Linked DNA regions of Homo sapiens: region 2 is linked to region 1. Evidence: read pairs that join two places in POLR2A ChIA-PET (ENCODE). Cell type or tissue: PC-3. All regions are shown on one strand. Each heading gives the region's core, and the rest is flanking DNA. Links, peaks and the distances in the headings are about the cores only. Region 1 has its middle 57 kb from the start of CEMIP2. Region 2 overlaps ABHD17B (abhydrolase domain containing 17B, depalmitoylase).

What was found. Peaks named below come from ENCODE experiments on the same cell type or tissue, not always from the same donor. Only the 100,000 strongest peaks of a DNase experiment are listed, where the experiment ranks them.
Region 2: POLR2A ChIA-PET joins it to region 1 with 5 read pairs; 4 of 35 experiments call an interaction of 5 or more read pairs at or near these places.

What each region holds. Positions count from the first base shown.
Region 1 is chr9:71,819,615-71,831,225 of GRCh38, reverse strand. No RefSeq gene overlaps it. Among named protein-coding and RNA genes, the nearest start is that of CEMIP2, 57 kb to the right of the region's middle. In PC-3, for the core only: no CTCF peak of the experiment used is centred there; a DNase peak (open chromatin) is centred at 4,745.
Region 2 is chr9:71,885,426-71,897,036 of GRCh38, reverse strand. The region is part of intron 1 of ABHD17B (abhydrolase domain containing 17B, depalmitoylase); the gene reads left to right. Among named protein-coding and RNA genes, the nearest start is that of ABHD17B, 20 kb to the left of the region's middle. In PC-3, for the core only: no CTCF peak of the experiment used is centred there; no DNase peak of the experiment used is centred there.

The sequences.
Region 1 (11,611 bases), core at 1,670-9,669:
GACATTGAAACCCATATACTTTTTATTGCTAACACTCACCACTCCTAAATTCCAGTCCATCTAGGCATGTATAAAGAGTTTTAAAGCCACACCCAACACAACACAGCTTTTCTCTTCCTGTGTCACTGCAACAGGTGGCAAATGAGGCAATTCTGGTGCCAAAAATCTAAGTTTCCCAGATGTTGAGTTGTTTGCCTCTGGCTAAGGAAGTGTGCCCTCACCAGCTGTCCTTTTTTCGGGAAATATATCCACTGTGACAGATCTCAATTCTCTATCATGAAGGCACCACTTGCTTTCATGGTATTTTAGAACTGAACTGAAACTATCTCTTGCAAATAACACTCTGTGTTGGGGTAAGAGAAGGAACCACTTACTTTTACATATTACTTTTCTTTTTTCTTTTTTTTTTTTTTTTTTTTTTGTTTGAGACAGTGTCTGGTTCTGTTGCCCAGGCTGGAGTGCAGTGGCATGATCTCGGCTCACTGCAACCTCTGCCTCCCAGGTTCAAGCGATCCTCCCACCCCAGCCTCCTGAGTAGCTGGGACTACAGGCATGTGCCCCCACATGCGGCTAATTTTTGTATTTTTAGTAGAGATGGGTTTTCACCATGTTGGCCAGGCTGGGTCTTGAACTCCTGACCTCAAATGATCCACCTGCCATGGCCTCCCAAAGTGCTGGGATTACAGGCATGAGCCACCACGCCTGGCCTACATATTTCAAATGTACTTTCTAACAACGAATGCGAGCACTTCAAGCCTTTACATCTTTTCTGCTGGCACACATTTCCAATAGCAACTGGGGCTGCTGTTGAGGGAAGCACAGTTTGTGCATTGCAGAAAGGCACCCAGCCAATGGAACAAAAGGGAGCAAAGACCCAGTTCAAGCTCTACTAGCCAAATCATGTACCCACAGGGCTGCATCACCCAGAGGGGGTGACTTTTTCAAATTTGCACAAAGGCTTTCTATAAGCAATCAGCTGGGCCCTGAATCTAACAATAGCAGTATTGCAACATCTCAAAAGAAACACTCTCTTGTATTCTATAAACTCATTATACTTGAATATTCAATTGATACTCATGCATAATTTATATCATCACTTCAAAATAATTAATTTTCAGATTTTCAGGCCTATGAAGAAGAGCTACAAATCATCTGAGGAAAAACACATTGTAAATTTTGACTAGGATCAAACTGGCTTTTTAAAAAGATTTTCCATTCTCTCCCTGGGAGGACACCATTCTACCAGTGGGTATTGTTAAATATCAGGTACTGGGTAGATAACAGAGGTTTCCTGATATGCACAATTCGCTGCCCCATAGCTGTGAACATGCCCCCTTTTTCACCCACTGATCTGTTACACATCAGTATGTCCTTCCAAGGCAGTTGAAAATTCTTGCCATATGGGATTATCTGTATCACTGAATAAATCTTGATATTGAAGCTTCAAACAGGTAACTAAATAGTTGTGAGAAGAGGTCTCTTTCTTGTCTACTTAGCCAGCTGGTGGTCACTTAATGGGAATGTTTTTTCTCAGAATGAGAGCGCTGTGTTCCTTGGATCAAAGTAACTTATAAAATATATCATTGGTCCTACTCTTAGTATAAACCAAGTGTTGACTTACGTATGACAAAGACTCTCTCCTTTGGCCAAAACTTTAGTCAGTCTCTTCTGAGTTCTCTGTTTGACTAGCCCCAGTCTTGGGCTTCCCTCTCTGTCCTTTTAGAATCCAGTTTGAACAAGAATTATTCTAAATTGGTTTATCAAAAATGTCCCAACCTTGGTGTGTCTGACCACCCTCAATATCTCACCATTCTGACCTGCCTTCAGCAATAATCCTATCCAGTCAGTTTAGCCATGTACCCTTATGTTCGATGTTTTCTCTTAGTAATTTTCCATCTGCTGACTGCCACCCTACTCCTTGGTTGTAAATCTCTACTGGTCCTTGTTGGAGTTGAGTCTAATCTCTCTCCCCTGCTGCAACGCCTCATTTCAATGGTCCCTTTGTCTATCACCATGGCCCCCTCTTGAATTTAGTCTGCCTTCCCATCTTTAACAAGTACTTGGATAATTTTTTCCTTTAATGGGTATAGAACAGTTGACTCATTTCAAAATAAATAATAATAGAGCATCAAGGCATACTACAGTCGCTTAGTATATAACAACGACCCTTTCTTTCATGGCTTCTCCAAAATATTAAACTCAAAAATGAAAATGCTGATAACAAGCTGGTCACAGTGCCAAAAGCACCAAACTAGAGTTGAGAAGTCCCGGGCTTCATCCCCCTCTCTGCCATTATCATTTGCCCAATTCAGCATAACTCTCAATATCTCTGCACCCCAGGGTCTATGTCTGTTAGATAAGGAGATTTACCTGAGTCTAAAACACTCTCATTTTATTTTACTTTTTTAGAGATGAGGTCTTGGTATGTTGCGCAGGCTGGATTCAAACTCCTGGGCTCAAAGGATCCTCCCATCTCAGCCTCCCGCATAGCTGGGACTTAAAACACTCTAATTTTTATTCTTCCCAAACAAGTAGAAGTACAGCTTGAGTGAATCCTTTAAGTTGTGTTTTTTTCCTTTCAAACATTTACTTTCATTTGACCAACACATTTAAAACTTTTTCCCCTTCATGTAGAAATTGTTTCCCCATCTACTAATCTCTTCTTTCTCAAATGTAATCATTTCTAACAGTGTAGACAATAATTCTATAAATAGCCATACCCCTTTTTCCATATGCTATTATGCCAAAAAAGGAGACCACTTTGAAAATCTATTGTAAAGAAAAAAAATCAATTTACTTCCTATAAATTTTCTTTTAGTAGTTAGGGGTGAGCAGAATACATGTTTTATTATCTTACTACTAATAATGTATAACAACATTGTATAAGGAATGGTGTTATGAAAAGTAGATTAAATCATAAAATTTAGCTAATACAGCTCTCTAAAATGCTTGTCATAAGCCCTAAATGTCCACCTTGCCACGTGAACAAACATCCACTATCAAAATGTTTAGTTTCGAAGTGTCTAGTTTGGAAATATTTATCCAATGTGAAGGAGTAAAGCAAAACAAATCCCATTAAAAGACCAGGTTCTGGTCCTCATTCTGCCATATGCCATGAGATCCTGACTGAGACATTTATTTTCCCTAGACCTTTGTTTCCACATCTGAAAAATGAAGATTAGTAAATGCTAATTTAGATGCTCTATTAGTTAAATGTTTCCAATCTTATAACTCTATGTCAAATAGTTCTTAGACTATCCTTCAGAAATCTCAAATATTCAGAACTAATAACTCCTAATACACAGATTAAGAAACTGGGACTCAAATAAACTAAGTAATTTGTTCAAGGTCACAAAGCTAATCTGTGGACTGCCTGATTCCTTATCCAGATCTGTCTGATTCCAAAGCTCATCCTTTTAGCTCTACCTTCAGTGAAATTCTCCCCTTTCAGGATGTCAAGAGAAGAAACCCTTCCTATTGTAATGGCACAAGTATGGCTTTTATAATCTTAGCATAAAATCTGTACCCTAAAGAAGAGCCCCCTTGGAGAAAGTACAGAACTGTCTGAAAGTTGCCTTCTATACCTTGTCCTACAATTAACTAAGACAGTGGCTCTCAAAGTGTAGTTCCTGGACCAGAAGCATCAGTAATACTTGGAAACTTGCTAGGAATGCAGATTCTCAGACTCTACCCATTGCATACTGGATCAGAAACCCTGGAGATGGGGCCCAGCAAGCTATGTTTTAACAAGTCCTCCAAGTGATTCTGATACGTGATACAGTTTGAGAAGCACTGAGCTAAGTTATGTGGCCTTGGGCAATGCATGCAACAACTCCCAGCTCCAGTTGCCAGCTCCAAAATCCTATGGTACTTCTATGACCCAACATCTGAATTATTAATAGGAGAATAGCTGGGCGCGGTGGCTCATGCCTGTAATCCCAGCACTTTGGGAAGCCAAGGTGGGCAGATCACAAGGTCAGGAGTTCCAGACCAGCCTGGCCAACATAGTGAAACCCCATCTCTACTAAAAATACAAAAATTAGCTGGGTGTGGTGGCACACACCTGTAGTCCCAGCAACTCGTGAGGCTGAGGCAAGAGAATTGCTTGAAACAGGGAGGTGGAGGCTGCAGTGAGTCGAGATCGTGCCACTGCACTCCAGCCTGGGTGACAGACAGAGCAAGACTCCTTCTGAAAAAAATAAAAAATAAAAAAAATAAGAGAATAGATTGGATTCTTATCCCTAATTTTGAGAACCGATACCCAGTAAGGTGAATAAGGAGAAAGCAGATAAGGAGGACAAAGAGGACATCCTTCACACAGCCCACAATTAGTCAAAGCGGCAATTTTGTTTGTGATGATTTATGTCACTGATGCCAGTGACATCCCAAATTAGAACATCTTTTTTGGAGTCACTCTGAATGCATCTCTTTGGAAATTTAAAAATTTATTAGGTGACTTGGAGCTCAGCTCAAAGAAAGAGTCAATTTAAAATATGCTGTTTCCTTAGCACTGCCTTAAGTCATTCAGGAGACAGTTTCTGGGAATGAAGTCCAATAGATCTTTTTCATAAACTGGAACAAAGTAATATCTCATTTTTCAGGAGTTAAAACCTTTCCCTCCCCATCCTGGACATGACATATATACTGGGATCTATTTCAACCAGAGGTCACATAACCAGCCTTCCAGGTACCTTTAGAAACTCATGTTTCCCCAGCTTAGCAATGACTCAGTAGACAGCACGGAGTATTAATGGCCTTAAATGCCATACTGGCGCCAAGGGTCATATTGTCATTATTTATTAAACATTTTATTTACCCAGAGCCTAAGTTGTTGTAACTACATTCTTATGTAGGGCATGGCTTGAGTCAGAAATCTTGTCATTAGGTTAGAAGAGATACCATTTTTCATTTATGAGGTTGAAGCTACAGATCTATCATGAAAATATCTGGTACATAGTAAGTATTCAATAAACATCTGTCAAATGAAATAATGAGTTCACTAAACTAGTGCACAGGCTTAAATTTGGTTTCTAAGTAACTGTGACAGTTCTACAGCATTTTGAACACAAACTTACCTATTTCTTTTTTTTTTTTTTTTGAGATGATTCTCACTCTTGTCACCCAGGCTGTGGTGCAGCGGCACAATCTCTGCTCACTGCAACCTCTGCCTCCCAGGTTCAAGCGATTCTCCTGCCTCAGTCTACCTAGTAGCGGGGATTACAGGGGCCTGCTACCACGCCTGGCTAATGTTTGTATTTTTAGTTGAGATGGGGTTTTACCATGTTGGCCAGGCTGGTCTTGGACTCCTGACCTCAGGTGATCCGCCCACCTCGGCCTCCCAAAGTGCTGGGATTACAGGTGTGAGCCACCACGCCTGGCCAAACTTACCTATTTCTTTCATGGTGGGGAAGGAAATTAACATGTTCTGAATACTTACTATGTCCCAAGCACTTGGTACCTGCTTTTCTCATTTTGTCCTCACAACAACCCTGTGAAGTTGGAGTTGTTACTCCTGCTTTGTAGGTAAGAAAACTGAGGCCAAGATTCTTAAGATTGAGCAGCTGGTAAACATCATGACAGAGCCAAAATTGGAACATAGTTCTTATCCTCCCACTTTTCCCCCATTGTCCAGTATGTGGGCAAAACAGCTCCTCTGAATTGGGGCTCGGATGGTTGATATTTAGCATTTGCATCCAAAGTTGTTTCTCTGTCAAACATTTCCATTCACTGAAATAAAACAGCTAATGGCCAGGTGTGGTGGCTCACACCTGTAATCCCAGCACTTTGGGAGGCTGAGGTGGGTGGATCACTTGAGGTCAGGAGTTCAAGACCAGCCTGGCCAACATGGTGAAAACCTGTCTCTACTAAAAAAATAAAAATAATTAGCCATGTGTGGTGGTACAAGCCTGTAGTATCAACTACCCAGGAGGTTGAAGCAGGAGAATCGCTTGAACCCGGGAGGTGGATGTTGCAGTGAGCTGAGATAGTGCCACTGCACTCCAGCCTGGGCGACAGAGCGAGACTGTGTCTCAAAAACAAAACAAAAACAACAACAAAAAATAGTGCTGGCCAAGCACGGTGGCTCATGCCTGTAATCCCAGCACTTTGGGAGGCCGAGGCAGGTGGATCATGAGGTCAGGAGATCGAGACCATCCTGGCTAACATGGTGAAACCCCGTCTCTACTAAAAATACAAAAAATTAGCTGGGCACGGTGGTGGGCATCTGTAGTCCCAGCTACTCGGGAGGCTGTGGCAGGAGAATATTGTGAACCTGGGAGGTGGAGCTTGCAGTGAGCCGAGATAGTGCCACTGCACTCCAGCCTGGGTGACAGAGCGAGACTCCGTCTCAAAAAAAAAAAAAAAAAAAAATAGTGCTTAACTATCTGAAAGGATTCTTAGCTGGTGAGCCCTGCAAAAATAGATGGTGATTTGGATTTGACTGAGTCTCAGACCACAGTTTGCCAACCCCTAGGTAAGACAATAGTATTGGTCATTGTACTCTGGTTATGTAAGAGAATGTCCTTGTTTTCAGAAAAATACTACACATGAAAAATGTACAGGCAAAATGGCCAGCGTTATCTGCAGTTGTAGACAGGACAGAGGCCAACAGTAGGGGAGGATTGACTTTTACGTTTGGTGTGGCATCTTACCAAAACATAGCCAGAAAAGAGCTTTAGTTCTTTCCCCACCTCCAATCTCTTCCTCTGCTTCAACACCCTAGTGGAGTCAGAAACCAGATTGTGCATGACAGAGGAGGTTGAGGAAGTTGAGAATACCAAGTGGGAGCAAAAGAGAAGAAGAGATCATGACTCACCCCTTGCCTCCGTAAACTGCCAGTCCACTTTCGGTCCTAGCATGGAGATGGGCACAGTTTGAGATCAAATTTGGTATTTTGATGGTTATATAGGACTAGATATTTTAAAATATTAGACTGAGGCCAGGTATGGTGGCTCATGCCTGTAATCTCAGCACTTTGGGAGGCTGAGGCAGGTGGATCATGAGGTCAGGAGTTCAAGACCAGCCTGGCCAAAATGATGAAACCCTATCTCTACTAAAAATATAAAAATTAGCTGGGTATAGTGGCTTGTGCCTGTAATCCCAGCTACTTGGGAGGCTGAGGCAGGAGAATGGCTTGAACCCAGGAGGCAGAGGTTGCAGTGAGCTGAGATCACGCCACTGCACTCCAGCCTGGGAGACAGAGCAAGACTCTGTCTCACAAAAAGATAAAAAATAAAAAATAAAATAAAATAAAATATTAGACTGAAAATGTGCTTGCTACTTAAATTGACTATAGTATTTTCTATTTCCCCAAAAAGAACCAAAAAGTCATTAAAATTGCTGACACTGGCCGGGAGTGGTGGCTCACGCCTATAATCCTAGCACTTTGGGAGACCAAGGCAGGTGGATCACCTGAGTTTGGGAGTTCGAGACCAGCCTGACCAACATGGAGAAACCCCGTCTCTACTAAAAATATAAAATTAGCCGGAGTTGGTGGCATGCATGTAATCCCAGCTACTTGGGAGGCTGAGGCAGGACAATCGCTTGAACCCAGGAGGCGGAGGTTTCGGTGAGCCGAGATTGCACCATTGCACTCCAGCCTGGGCAACAAGAGTGAAACTCCATCTCAAAAAAAAAAAAAAAAAAAAAATTGCTGACATTTTCATCCAAGTGTCAGAGAATAATTAGTCAGATAAAGTGTTAAAGGAACAGTGGGAGATAGATTTAAGTTGTGTAGAGATGAAGGGAATTTTCTTCCTTTCCCCTTCTCAAGGTTTGATCATTTGAGTCTATAAAATAGACTGACAATAGACAGATTAACAAGAAAAAAAGGATACAAATGTAATAATGTGCACATGGACATGGTGTCCTGCAAATATGAGACTCAAAGCAAAGCCAGATGACTGAAGCTTTTATACTATACAGAAAAGAATAGAGTCTTGGAGCCCAGTGACAGGTTATGGGTAGGAGTGGGGAGGAAATACAGGGTGAGCAAAGACTGTCTTGTTATGCAGATGAAGTCCCTCAGGTAGCAGAACTCAGAATAATTAGATGGGGCCAGGTGGTGACTCTTGCCTATAATCCCAGCACTTTGGGAGGCTGAGGCAGGAAGATCACAGGAACCCAGAAGTTGGAGACCAGCTGGGCAATATAGTGGGACTCTGTCTGTACAGAAAACAATTTAAAAACTAGCTGGGCATGGTGGTGCATGCCTGTGGTCCCAGCTACTTGGGATGCTGAGGTGGGAAGATCATTTGAACTCAAAAGGTCAAGCCTGCAGTGCAGCAGGATGGTACTACTGTACTCCAGCCTGGGCAACAGACTGACACAGACAGACAGACAGACAGAGAAAGAAGGAAGGGAAGGGAGAGAAAGAGAAAGAGAGAGAAAGAGAGAAAGAGAGATTAGATGGGAGCGCTTGTGGTAAAAGTTTCTTTGTCAGACCTTTAAAAGTGTCTGACTTTTAGTCTGCGTCTCCTGTGAGTTAATCTTTCCTAGATCTGGATAAGACAGATAAGGGAGGCCTCAGAGACAGACTGTTTGTGTCTGCTGTTTCTCACTAATGCAGATTTCCTCTACAGATACAAATCTCCACTACACAAGGACAGCTTTGCAGAGCTATTCCTGTGGTCTGCAGCCCCTCTGAATAGCCATATCAAGATACAACAAATAAATATATTTTGGGGTGGCATATTTTGGTTTCCTTCTGTTTCCTGGTTATGTTCTGTGAGTCCTGATTTTCAACAGCGATATAACCTAGAGGGTGGCAAGAGAAGATATTGTAGAGAAGGTGGCAAGGGCCAGATTTGAAGGCAGAATAAGTCATATGAGAGTTTGGGACTTTTCCCTAAAGGCTTTTAAAAAAAAAGCCTTTGAAACCAGGCACGATGGCTCACGCCTATAATCCTATCATTTTGGAGGGCCAAAGCAGGAAGGTCACTTGAGGCTAGGAGTTTGAGGTCAGCCTGGGCAACGTAAGGAGACCCTGTCTCCTCAAAAAAACTTGATCTCAGGAGTTTGAGCTGGAGTGAGCTGTGATTAACCAATGCACTCCAGCCTGGGCAACACAGTGAGACCCCATCTCAAAAAACAACAAAAAAGCCATTGAAGAGTTTGAGATAGGGAAATTTTGTGGCCGAAGTTGTGTTTTTTTAAAAATCCTTCTAGTTTCAGGCTAAATGATTATTTGAAGGGCAGTAGAGGCAGGACTCACCAAAAGGAGGACATGGTTTAGGCAAAATATGATGGTGGTTTGGTCCAGAGTAGTGACAGTGAAGATAAAAGAAAGAATTCTTTGTTTCCTTTTGCCTTTAAAAAACCTGCTTGTGGCAAAGGCTGAACAGAGCATTCCCCAAAGTTGGAAGTGTGTCCTGGGCAGCTGTCCTCACTTTGGCTTAAGTAAATTCTTCAAAATTATATTGTGTGCCTCAGCTTCGTCCTTTAGGTTGACAAAGATTTTGAGAGAAGCGATAAGCTTGATCATAGTTGGGGATGGACTTGTGGGAAGTCAAGGGCAGCCCCCACATTACTGATTTGAGCCACTTATTTAGTCAGCAGCACCATTTCTGGAGACTGGGAACTTTGTTGATCTTGGAAGAGACACAGGGCAGACAATATTGTCTCCATCTTATTGATATAGTGACTAATATTCAAGAAAACCAGGTAATTTGCTGAAGTCCACACATATTATTTCTGAGAGCCGCTGCCTTGTTTTCTACTTCAAATGACAATGCTTGAGCTGTTTGGTGTTAGTTCCCTTTGATTGCATTTGGAAACAAATGCACTCCCACAGGTGAAGTTAACTGTGTGATTTAAAGAAAGAGAGGAAGAAACTGGGTTCTGATCTAATTCTCAAAGTATGTATACATTCAGCAGTTTCAGCAAAATATCATTATGCTTCTTGGAATCACGGAAACATCCCATGAAATCTTTGATTTCAATACAATTGAAAAATCTCTGAACTTGCGCAAGTAACATTTTGTTTCTTACCCTGCCACAGGATTCTGAAACTTATCTTTTAGAGCAGCGTTTCTCAAGCCTTAATGTGCAAGGTTGGGCCCAGTGGCGCTCACCTGTAATTCCAGCACTTTGGGAGGCTGAGGCGGTGGATCACCTGAGGTCAGGAGTTCCAGACCAGCCTGGCCAACATGGCGAAACCCCGTCTTTACTAAAAATACAAAAATTAGCCAGGCGTGGTGGCGGATGCCTGTAATCCCAGCTATTTGGGAGGCTGAGGCAGGAGAATCGTTTGAATCTGGGAGGCAGAGGTTGCAGTGAACCGAAATCAAGATCACGCCACTGCACTCCGGCCTGGGGAATAGAGTGAGACTCCGTCTCCAAAACAACAACAACAACAACAACAAAACAACAAAACAAAACAAAACAAAACCAAACCTTAATTTGAGTCACTTGGAGATCTTGTCAAAATGCCAATTCTGCTTCAATAGGTCTGGGGTGGGGCCCAAGTTTCTGCATTTTTAACAAGCTCCCAGGGGATGCCCATGATGCTGACTGACTTTTAAGAAATCAGAGTTTTCGATGTACTCACTACTTCTCCAAGTACACATGGGCACTGAGACAGGACCCAAAGGAATTTCAGAAATGTAATTATATTGGGGATAAACAAAACTAGATCTTGCAAAATGATGAGGCAGACAAATGTTCTCAGGCCTATTTTTCTACTTTCCAAATTCCTTTCCTGGCTCAGCACCTTGCTCGGGCCTTAGCCCATCTTTCTGCAGCTAGTTAACGAATCCTTGCCTACGGGTAGACAGAAAGGTGGTTTTTCCTGTTACATCTTCCCCATCCCTCCCTGGGAAGCTTCAATTTCAGATGTACTTTCAAATTTCAAGACCCAAAGAAATAAATGTTTAATGTGGAATGACAGACAATACTTTGATATTTGTGGGGAAGGGTCCTCGCTCAGCACTCCTCCAGTATCAGTTCTAGACAGATCTTGGAGAAGAGAAGAAACTCAGCTTGTTCAAGTGGCTCATCCTATAGGAAATACTTTCTCCGGCTTATTTCTCTGTGCCTCCTTAAAATCAATCTATGATATGCCAAATATTAACAAGGAAAAAATTATCTCCGAAGAAGACACTGACAATTTTGCCTGTGCCCTCCTCAGTCAGAGGCAATGTGGGGTGTAGGGAGCATCGTAGAACTGTCAGCGAGTTAAGGGATAAACATGTTGAGATAGATTGGATTAAACAGCATTGTTCCAATTAATCATGCTGAATTTAGGGCCAGGAGACATTAGATTCTGCTCTTGATTTTGACATTTACATTCTCTGTGACCTTGAGCAGGCCATTTCACGTGTTTGGTTGCAGTTTTTTCATATGTAAAGGGCTACAACAGGACAAAATGAGTCCTAAGTTTCCTCCTGATTCTACAATCTTTGTTTCTGAAGTTATTTCAGTGCAGGCTTGAGTGCAGCGGCTCGATCCCTGCTTACTGCAACCACCTCCGGGTTCAAGCAATTCTCCTGCCTCAGCCTCCCAAGTAGCTGGGATTACAGGCGCGTGTCACCACGTCCGGCTAATTTTTTTGTATTTTTAGTAGAGATGAGGCTTCACTGTGTTAGCCAGGATGGTCTGTATCTCCTGACCTTGT
Region 2 (11,611 bases), core at 1,809-9,808, 66 kb before region 1:
TGTGTCTCCAATGAGAGACCTAAACATTTTCTTATTGTTCTGTACTTCCTCTTGGGCACCCACCACTGAACATCTTAACCCTTATTCTAAGAGGTTTTGTATATAATCAGCCCCAGGGCTGCTAGAAGAGAGAAATGACATTTCCTAACCAAATTCAGCTTCTTCAGCTCAGAAAAAAGGATCTTTTTTGTAACAACATGAAAACCTATACAGGGGTTTAATCAATTTTCTCTATGTCCATTTATCCCATTTTCCCTTTTAATTCTGTCATTTGCCTTTGAAAAGGTGAGGAGAGGGACACTCCTATGTCTTGAAGAAGGTATATATATATATGTGTGTGTGTGTGTGTGTGTGTTTTGGTAGAAGATAGAACTGTATATATACATAGACCCCCTGTTTATTTGCTTGACTTTGTAATAACCATCAGAGGACTTTTTAAACAGCATTTCCACTAGGAAAAGCTGAAGCCTTATGCTACAAATTTGGCATCTTTTTTATTCGCAGGCTGAAATTCTAACCCTCCTCCTTCACCAGTATCTCTAAGTTACCAAGAACTCAAGATATTTTTTAGAAGTTTGATATCTTGACCAAGTTCTCTTGAACCCCCACTGGATAGGTGACAGAACTAGGGATATTCCTTAATGCCCGTATGTAGACATATTTTCAGGGCAGGGATAAGAAGTCTGCTACTACATTTGTAGTCTGCAATTTTATGCAATTCTAAAAGATAAAAAAAGAAATTGAAGTCAGGAGTACAATGTAGAAATTCCTATCTACAGCTGAGAATGTTAATCATATAGAAGTGAAGTTGGGGACAGAATGAGCATTCACTGAATCAAGATATGAGTAGATTAAGATTCAGCTTGGTTTATTTTGTAACAAATGTCTTACACAGCACTGGAAATATCCATCTTAACCACAGATGAGATAGGTGCAAAAAGGAAGGGTTCTTTTAGCTTTCTGAATAGAAATTAAGATATTATAGCTGTTCTAGATTGGGTGAGTGGTAAAGCCTGAGAAGCTTAAAATGAAAATGTAATATATCTTAAGAACCTCCAGAGTTTTGAGAAAGTAGTTTTCAAGTCAGTCTGTTATTAAATATTTTGGACCTTTTGTCCCAAAATTTTGCATGTAGTTTCAGGAGTTTTCCATGAACCACAGCTCTAAATAGTCCTGTTGCATTCCAAAGTAATTTTTAGGCTTGACCCCAAGCTGTTGGCACATTAAGTGATTTTGCATGGAATTGATTAAATAGTACCTAGCTCCGAACCATCCAAATAAGGGTTTGTCCAAAGTCAGGTCTGAGAGCAATATACAGTATAATGTTATCCTGAGACATTGACATTTTCTGGTAGAAGATATTAATAAGAAAGTTAACTAAGTATTAGAACATTGACAGATTGGTGTTTCAGAGGCTGAACAGCTTGATGCATTCTTCAAATTGCAGACTTTACAAAGTAAGGTAATGTAGTACTTCTCAACTTTAAAAATCTATACTGGGTCATAGCCTCCTTTTTCCATACTGGTATTCTACAGAAGGCAGAAGAATCTTGAGAGTAAGTTGCAAAGACAGATAATTCAGCCTGAAACACAATTATATACCCTATTTGGCCAGGACATAGTCTTTAGGCAAGTAAGTACTGGTCTAGTCAAATTCCTTAAGAAGTTATAACTTCTTGGCTTCCAGGTCTAAGAACACTTCCTGATGACTGCTGAATATGAAACCTGGCTTTACCATTTACTAACACTGTGGTCTTGCATAAGTTAAACTTATCTATGTTTCTGTTTCCTCATCTGTAAATGGGGTGGGAGGAGGGAGGAAAAAATAATATCTATCTCATAGGATTGTTAAAGCACTTGGAGCAAGACCTAGTAAGTGCTGCATAAGTGTGTTTTGGTAAATTAACACTAGCCTGGCTTTTCTAACCTAGCAAAGTTTTAAACCTGAAAGTTTGGATTTGCCAGTCAATAATAATACTGTTTGATTTGTTTTGACAAAATTCAGCTCAGCCAGCAGTGGCTTTTGAGTGATTTCTGTGTGGCAGCCATTGCTAGGTGTAGGTATACTTGAATTTAAGTATGTGCAGTGGGGAGGGGTATGTTATATGGTTCAAAACTAATAAGGACAAACATGACCTTATAGTTAGTAAATGATTTATGAAATGGTTCATTTGATTAATTGTACAATCAAAAGAAACTTTTTTTTTTTAGGAGACGTGTTCTTGCTTTGTCACCTAGACTGGTAGTGCCATGGTGTGATCATAGCTTACTGCAGCTTCAAATTTCTGGGCTCAAGTATTCTCCTACCTCAGCCACCCAAGTAGCTGGCATGAGCCACCACACCTGGCTAAAATGAACATTTTTAAGCCCAAGAAGTCTAGTTCCTTTTGAAATAAGACTTTCTGGGCCCTTTGTATACATTTCCATGCTTTTAGAAGGTAGCTTTTAATAATATGTACAGACTGCAATTTAATTTTTTAGTAATAATGCCCCAAGTGCTAAAGATAAAACTTCTAAAAATTTTGGCAGCTGGGTGTCGTGGCGGGGCACCTGTAATTCCAGCTACTTGAGAGGCTGAGGCAGAGCCTACTTGAACCCAGGAGGCAGAGGTTGCAGTGAGCCCAAATGGTGCCACTGCACTCCAGCCTGGGCAACAGACTGAGACACCATCTTTAAAAAATCTAAAAAATTTGAAATTTAATGTATTTATTACCTTAATCCAGTTTTATATGTATACACAAATTGGTTATAGTATCTATTTTGTTACCAACTGATAAATAAGAAATAAGTCAAACATCAGTAGATGAAAGGACAAGCAAAATGTGCATTATATTGTGAAATATATATTTGATCTTCATTCTTGTGTTGTGTCATACAACTCCAACAATCCTTAGAATCTCCAAAGTGAAGTATCCTTTTTTTTTTTTTTTTTTTTTTTTTTTTTTTTTTGAGATAGAGTCTCGCTCTGTCGCCCAGGCTGGAGTGCAGTGGTGCGATCTCAGCTCGCTGCAAGCGCTGTCCTGGGTTCACACCATTCTCTTGCCTCAGCCTCCCGAGTAGCTGGGACTACAGGTGCCCGCCACCACACCCAGCTAATTTTTTTGTATTTTTATTAGAGACAGGGTTTCACCATGTTAGCCAGGATGATCTCCATCTCCTGACCTTGTGATCCACCCGCCTTGGCCTACCAAAGTGCTGGGATTACAGGCGTGAGCCACCGCGCCCGGCCAGTGAAGTATCTTTGTATGCTAACAAGTTGACTGAAAGCCATGCACCTCTAGGTAGCTATTGGATGGATGTTAGTTACCCAGAAACAGGCAGGATTAGAGGGTTGGGATTTACAGTCCTGCCTGTTAATCTCTGGGTAGGAGAGAGGGCGTGAAGGTTAAGTTGATACCAACAGCCAGTGATTTAATCAATCATTGCCTACTTAACAAAGCTTCCATAAAAATCCAAAAGGACTGGATTCAGAAAGCTTCCAGATGGCTGAGCACATGGAGGGTGGCATCCCCTTCCTACATGCCTTGCCCTGTGCATCTCTTCAACTGTATCCTTTGTAATATCCTTTATAATAAACTGGTAAATCTGTCTCCCTGAGTTCTGTGCGTCGCTCTAACACATTAATCAGACTGGAGTAAGAGGTTGTGGGAACCCCAATTTATAGCCAGTTAGTCAGAAGCATAGGTAAAACAACCTGGGGCTTTAGATTGGGATTGGAAGTGGGGAGCCCTCAACCTGTGGGATGTGACACTGTCTCCAGGTAGATAATGTTGGAATTGAACTGGGTGGGAGGACACCCACCTGGTGTCCACTGCAGAAGCGATTGCTTGCATTGGGGGAAATCTCTCATACATCTGGTCACAGAAGTATTCTGGTGATTGTTGTGGTGTGAGTGCAAAGGACAAAATAGTTTGTTTTAGGTACAATGGAATATTTTTCAGCCTTGAAAAGGAAGGGAAATTCTAAGACATGCTACAATGAAATAAGCCTGTCACAAAAGGACAAATATTGTATAATTCCACTTGTATGAGGTACTTAGAATAGTCAAATTCATAGAGACAAAATGGTGGTTGCCAGAGGCTGGCAGGAGAAGAAAATGATGTTATTGTTTAGTGGGTATAGAGTTACAGTTGGGGAAGATGAAAAATAAAATCTGGTGATAATTGCACAATAATGTGGATGTATTTAATGCCATGGAACTGTACACTTAAAATAGTAACTTTTATCTATATTTTACCATAATTTAAAAAACACAACATTATTTCCCTACAGTGACCAAGATACAAAAACCACTCATTTTGGAAAACAGCTGTAGGAAATGACAACCTCCCTTACTCTCTCACCTCTGCACTTCCCCCACCTTATCACCTGCCTTCCCCCCCCCAAATTAATTTGCTAAATGTAAATTTATGTTTATAAATTTTATATTAACTAAATTTTGGTAAATATAGTGTACTTGTTTAGGAGCTTTGTGTTTTTTGTTTGTTTGTTTTTGTTTTTTTTTGAGAGGGAGTCTCACTCTGTCACCCAGGCTGGAGTGCAGTGGCGTGATCTCCTCTCACTGCAAGCTCCACCTCCCGGGTTCATGCCATTCTCCTGCCTCAGCCTCCCAAGTAGCTGGGACTACAGGCGCCCGCCACCACGCCTGGCTAATTTTTTTGTATTTTTAGTAGAGATGAGGTTTCACCGTGTTAGCCAGGATGGTCTCGATCTCCTGACCTCGTGATTCGCCCACCTCGACCTCCCAAAGTGCTGGGATTACAGGTGTGAGTCACTGCGCCTGGCCAGGAGCTTTGTTTTTAGTAGCCGGAACAACTTTGAAAACCTGAAGTTTTTCAAATTATAAATTTCTTCATTCTTTTTATATACTATGGAAGATTGTATCTGAAGCTTATGAGAACATCTTAGTTACAAAGTTTTAGAACTAGAAGAAACCTTATTATCAGTTTATGCTTTTCACTTTGTAGAAAAGGAAAATGAGGTATAAAGAGATTGACTTCCCTAAAGTCACCAGCTTTTTAATAGTAAAACTAGAACTGAAAGCCATGGCTCTTTTGATTCTTAGTGCTCTTTGGACTACACTGTGCTATCGTGCTGTCCAAAGGCTTCGTTGGCATCTCACTAGAAGAATTTACTGGGTAAAATTTTTAATTACATTATTGGACCAAGAGTTAAAGCTGTACTATGTTCTCGAATATTTGTAAAGTATCTTCTGGTCCCATTGAAGAGATAAACAGAACATACTTGTTTGCCCTATAGACAGGGTATGAGTGTGTGTGAGAGAGAGAGTGCGTATGTGTGTGTTTGTGAGAGACAGACTGACACTGACTACTCTATCTCCAAAATCCTCTTTATTCTAGCAGTTACAGGAGTTCCAATTCTGCAGTCAGTCCTATTCAGACTATAGGCCTTCTGGGTCAATAGGCTTACACAAATATAAAGGAAACCCAATTTAGTTCTTTGCTTAGAAATATGAACAGTCAAGAAAGAAGCATTCCAACAGCATGAAACCCAAGATGAACAAGCATTACCTGAAAAACACAAATGAAGAGAACAAAAAGAAAAGCTTTATAGATATAGTGGATAGTCCTAGGATTCCTAAAAAGGAATTCCACATGGAACAGAGAAGATGGAGAGGAAATAGAAGAAAAATTATCTGAGCTAAGTAAAGACTCGGGGCTTTAGATCAAATGGACCCATTAAGTATAAAACAAAATGGACAAACAATAACACACATTTAGATAATAGGCTTATGAAATTTCAGAGCTAAGGATGTAGGGAAATCTCATAAATATTTTTGAGAGATGAGAATCACTTTTAAAAAATCAGATTGGTAGACACTTTTATTACTTGGTACTAGAAAATGTGGACCAATGATTTAAATTTCGAGGAGAATTTTAAGAAACAACCTATAATTCTGAAGCAGACCTAGTTTGCTGTAAGTGTGGAAGTATACATAACAGTGTAGTTTACTTCGCCAGACCTTTGGGTAAGGGGGTGGGGGGTAGTGCTTGGGAGTTGTAGTACAGCAAAATCAAACAAAAAAATCTTACAAAAAGGAGCTTGAGATTCAGAATCAACAGAGGTATGTGATGAAAAGAAGTACTAGGTAGGCAGGCAACTGGGCTGTGAACTAACCCAGAACATAATTATTTCAAATTAAAACAGAAATCACTGGGGTCTAAACATGTCTTTAAGAACAACATGGATTTTGTTGAACAAATTCTAATAAATTGGAATATGTTAAATGTAATAAAAAGGCAAAAACTTCAGAAAATTAAAGCCTCTTCTGAAAGTCCAAATGTGAAGCAAACGAAAATGTGCCTTATTTTTGAACAGTGAGGTGTAATTGAGTATCAAGAATGTAAACACCTTGACACTTGGAATTTAGTGACATAAAATTGCTGTTTATTCTCTGAGTTTTACCATGCCCCTTGGATGGGCAGTGAATGACACTGTAAGTACTTTTTATTATCCAATTAATGAGAATCAACCAATAGATAAAAACTTAATAAATTGCAAATGATATAAAACTTAATGTGAAACTTAATTGTATAGTCAGCAATAATGGTATATGATTACATGGGGGAGCCAGAAGAAACTTCCTAAAGTTGATAGAATAAGAAATACAGGTTCAGCTATAATATCTAAAGTTATAACTAATACAAACTAAAATAAATCAGAATGAGCATAGAAGGTGGGAATTAGGGTAAATCTTCTCAGTCTTTCGTGTGTGTGTGTGTCTGTGTGACAGAGTCCAGCTCTGTCACCCAGGCTGGAATGCTGTGGCACAAACTTGGCTCACTGCAACCTCTGTCTCCTGGGCTCAAGCTATTCTCCTGTCTCAACCTCCCGACTAGCTGGGATTGCAGACATGCACCGTCACTCCCAGCTAATATTTATTTATTTATTTATTTATTTATTTATTTTTATTTTTAGTAGAAACAGGGTCTCACCATGTTGGCCAGGCTGGTCTTGAAACTCCTGACCTCAAGTGATCGACCTGCCTCTGCTTCCTAAAGTGCTGGGATTCCAGGTATGAGCTACCTTGCCCAGCCCGCTCAGTCTTTTATAATGAGGCTACACTGTGATAAGAAATAATGGATTTTTTTAAAAAATGAGTATGGTAGTAAGCACTAGAAGAATTAAAAACAAATGACCCAAAATTGTAATTTCTGAGAACAAGGCTGAGGTTTGGGTTGGGATTAGGGAAGAGACTAAAGAAGTTTTAAGTGTTTTTTTGTTTGTTTGTTTGTTTTGGTCATTTTTTGTTTTTTATCAGTTTTGTACATGTATGTGGTCAGGAAGCCAAATAATTCTACAAATTCCCAGGGGCATTTAGTTATTTTTGAATGATTCTTTTGGTGTTTACTTCCATGTCGCTAGATAACAGTATTATATTACTACTTCTTACATGTTGACATCCCACTTACAGTAGAGAGCATAGCTGTCCCCCACCAGTATCGCACAAATACGCTCCCAGATCCCCCAACTTCCCTGTGTAATTTGCCATATCAGTCTCTTTTAAGATATGTCTTTCAGATTAGTCTGATTCCTCAGAGGAGGTTTTCCCAATATAAACCTCTACTCTTATGAGTTGGAGACAGTATCTAGGGAACTTCATTTTTTGAAGTGGACTTTTAACCAATCCTAATTTTAGCCTGGCGAGGAGACTTTTAAAAAATAGTGTAACATGCGGTTTGATTTTTTTTTTTTTCTTTAGACGGAGTCTCGCACTGTCGTCCAGGCTGGAGTGCAGTGGTGCAATCTCGGCTCACTGCAGCCTGTACCTCCTAGGTTCAAGTGATTCACCTGCCTCAGCCTCCCGAGTAGCTATGATTACAGGCGCCTGCCACCACGCCTGGCTAATTTTTTTGTATTTTTGGTAGAGATGGAGTTTCACTATATTGGCCGGGCTGGTCTCGAACTCCTAACCTTGTGATCCGCCCGCCTCAGCCTCCCAAAGTGCTGTGATTACAGGCGTGAGACACTGCACCTGGCTGGTTTGTTTTTTTTTTTAAACTTTGTCTTGTAATACTTTCATAATAGCAATGTTATTTCTTAAAATATCAAATCCCTATTGTGGAACTTGACTAATATTTATTTGCATACAGTAGTAGTATTATCACCGTTTACGTTTTTGTCTTTTCACTGTAGCTCTAATATGTTTTACAGCAGTTTCAGTTGCCTAAAAAACAAAACCTTTGTTGTTGTTTGGTAAAGTTTTTTTAACTTTATTGAAACACCTTATTTTATTTACTGCTTGGTAAATAAGGGTTGTGTGGGTCCATGCTCATATGCTGTATTGACCTGTAAATGGTTTTATAAACTTTTTGTATAAACTCTTAGAAATAATCTTTTTTGTAACTCTTAGAAATTCAAACTGGGGTACCCATAATATGAACCTCTTTTTAAAAAAAGATTGTATTCATTATTTATAATCAATAATCCTTAAATTTTGTGAGATTTGTGACTACATTGACTAGATAATATTGAGGTACATATGGGTGTTCTATGGTATGAAAAATACTGAGTAGGTACTCACCTGAAAAGTTTCTCAGGGACTTATTTTACTTATAAACTAGGGAATAATGTGCATTGTGGAATGTTTCTGGAACAATGTAATATGACAGCTTTTCTATGAACTTTGAGTTTGAGGATAAGCATGATTTGGATTCTTAGAATAGAAATGCCAAAAGCTGATGATTAGGGAGAGAAAACATGTGTCTGTTCATGTCTAGCTTACGCTCAGCAACAGGTAAAGGTGTGACTTTTAAAAGCCCTGAGCTAATTGTACTTTCCAGTCACCAAAAGTTTTATAGGAATATGTGATACTAGCATATGCAAAAACCAACAACCTATTTTACTGCTCCATCAGTAAGACTTTGTTCACTTGTTAGGACATTGCTCTGGTGGATCATCAAGATTGTAAGTGTTTAGGATACTGTTTTGGACTATGTTCAGAAATTCATTAGCTAATAGTCACAAGTGTTTTTTACACTTTCTCATGGTTTACTTGCAACTTCAGCTTACAAGGAACCTCTCAAGAACATGAATCCTTTTGATTCATCAAACCGTGGATTAAAACATATAGATAGCCTAATTGAGTTGCACTGCTCATTTTTAATAAAATGGCTTTTATGTTAGAATTGGGTTAGAAATAAGTCTGTGTCATAAAGATAAAATTTTCCAGAATAGTCTTGTGTAGGCAATCTCACTTAGTTCTGTGTGTTTTATCAATGTTCAACAGAAAGATCTATGAGATTTACGTATATGTACTTTGATGGAAAAGCCAGGAAGGAAGGTGCTCTTTAGCATTTGAAGCTAGTATGAATTTAAAGCATGGAACTGTTTGTTCTGGATTGTCTGGGTTTCAAAGGTTTTCGTTCAGCACTGCCCATTAGGGCTTTCTGTAGTGAAAGAAATATTCATACTATGCTGTGTAACTTGTAGCCACAGTGGCTGGTGGGATTGAAGAAGTGAATATTTAATTTTAGGTAATTTAAATTTAAATAATCATATGTGGAGAGTGAGTGCTTAGCTAGTGCAGTGTCTAGCAGTATCAAGAAACTGAGGGAAAACAAAAGTAATAAAAAGCACTGCATTAAAATAAATAGGACTTCTGACCCAAATTAGTTTGCTTGGCACAGCTTATAGACTCTTTACCCTTAATTTTCATCTTCTACTATAATGTCATCATAGATCTAACATCTTCATTTCTGAACCTTACTAGCTTTTTTTTTACTAGGATAGTAAGTTCACAACTTACACTAGAACTGACACTATTTTGATGTCTCTGGTTGATGCCTCCTATCTTCACCTCAACTTTCTTTTTTCGTCTAACTCCAGTACTTTCCACCAGTGAGAAAGGACTCTTATTTGCACATTGCCCAGTACATTTTTTTTTCCATTTGAGAAACTCCTCTAAATTTTTCTAAACTCAAATTATTAAGGCGTTTGTTCAGTTTACCCCAACAAAACCCACACTTCTAAGGGTGTTTTCAAGTGACCCATTGGCACTGTTACACTCTATATCTAGAATCTTATTGGTATTTAAAAATTGCAACTTTACCTTAAAAGTACCAGACATGATTCTTTTTCAAAGAAGAGGTTTTGCAAAAATTTCTTCTTTTAATTCAAAATATTAAAACATTAATATTTTTAAATTTTTTCTCCGAGTTTAAAAACTCATGTAGCATGCAGTTCATCCAGTTTGTGTCTTCAAGCAGAGCTGACTTTTTCCTGCAAAGTCACCTGAATTTTGAGCCCTTTGATCTCACAGATGAAACTTGTTTCATCTGTGAACCCGTTTCATCCATGAAACCCTGTCTCTACAAAAAGTACGAATAATTAGCCAGACATGGTGGCACACACCTGTGGTCCCAGCTGCTCGGGAGGCTGAGGTAGGAGGATCGCTTGAGCCTGGGAGGCGGAGGGTGCAGTGAGCCGAGATCACGTCACTGCACTCCAGCCGGGGCAACAGAGTGTGACGAGCTTTGGTCCTGCATAAGGCATGCCCAGATAAGATAGAAAATGTTTTAAAACATTGTTACAACTAAGTACCTCCTGTTCAAGTTGTAGTTAGTGAGTTAGTGGATTTTTTTTTTTTTTTTTTGAGACAGGGTCTCCCTATGTTGCCCAGGCTGGTCTTGAACTCCTGGCCTCAAGAGATCCTCCTGACTCGGCCTCCCAAAGTGCTCAGATTACAGGCATGAGCCACTGTGCCTGGCCCAGGAAACTTTGATACTGTGTTTTGGATGCTTCATCTTCTTTCAAGGTGAATATTCAGCTTCTCTGTATGTACTAAACTCTGTAATGTGTATGGCTTTCTAAAAACCATAACACTCAGAGCTTAGAGTTTCACATGTAGCTATACTTTGAATACTACTACAGATTACACAGAATGATATTGCATCCCCAGAGTTATCCATAAATGGAGTAATTCATCTTGAATTTTAGACTATAGTTCTTAACATGAAATCTAATATATCAAAATTTAAATGGTTTATCACATACAGTGTACTGAGCATAGTTGTCAACATATCACACAAAATGAAGAAAGATATAAGCATTCTTTTAAATGTTTTCTCTAAACCTGCTTTTAAAGACTTTTAATGCTAGTTCAGTACAACAAAAATCTTAAACCTTATAATAATTAGTAGTAATATGAGTTGGTCTGCATTACCAAGAAACTATTACAAGGAGATCAAAAGGAGATTTTTTTTCCCCTAGTAAATTGTTATTATGTCAAAAATTGACAGGAGTCATGTCAGTAATTTCTTACGTTAGAAGAGAGGAAGGAGATACAGTAGGTCATTCTATTTAGGGACTTTTTTTTACATTAGTCTTCCTGTTTTGCTGAGAAAGAATCAGTTATTTATCTTTTTTCTTTGTCATTGAGGAGGAAAACGTTACCAGGAGAAGCAGATTCTTAAATTATTATTTCATACAATTTTAGGAAATTGCTCTTGCTGTAAGTGAAGAAATTGTTGAATGCCCTGCCAAAAGGAAAACCTTAATTTTCACAATGGGCCATCTGTTTAACATTGAGGTGACCCCCTTTTTTTTTTTTTTTTGGAGACAGAGTCTTGTTCTGTCACCCAGGCTGGAG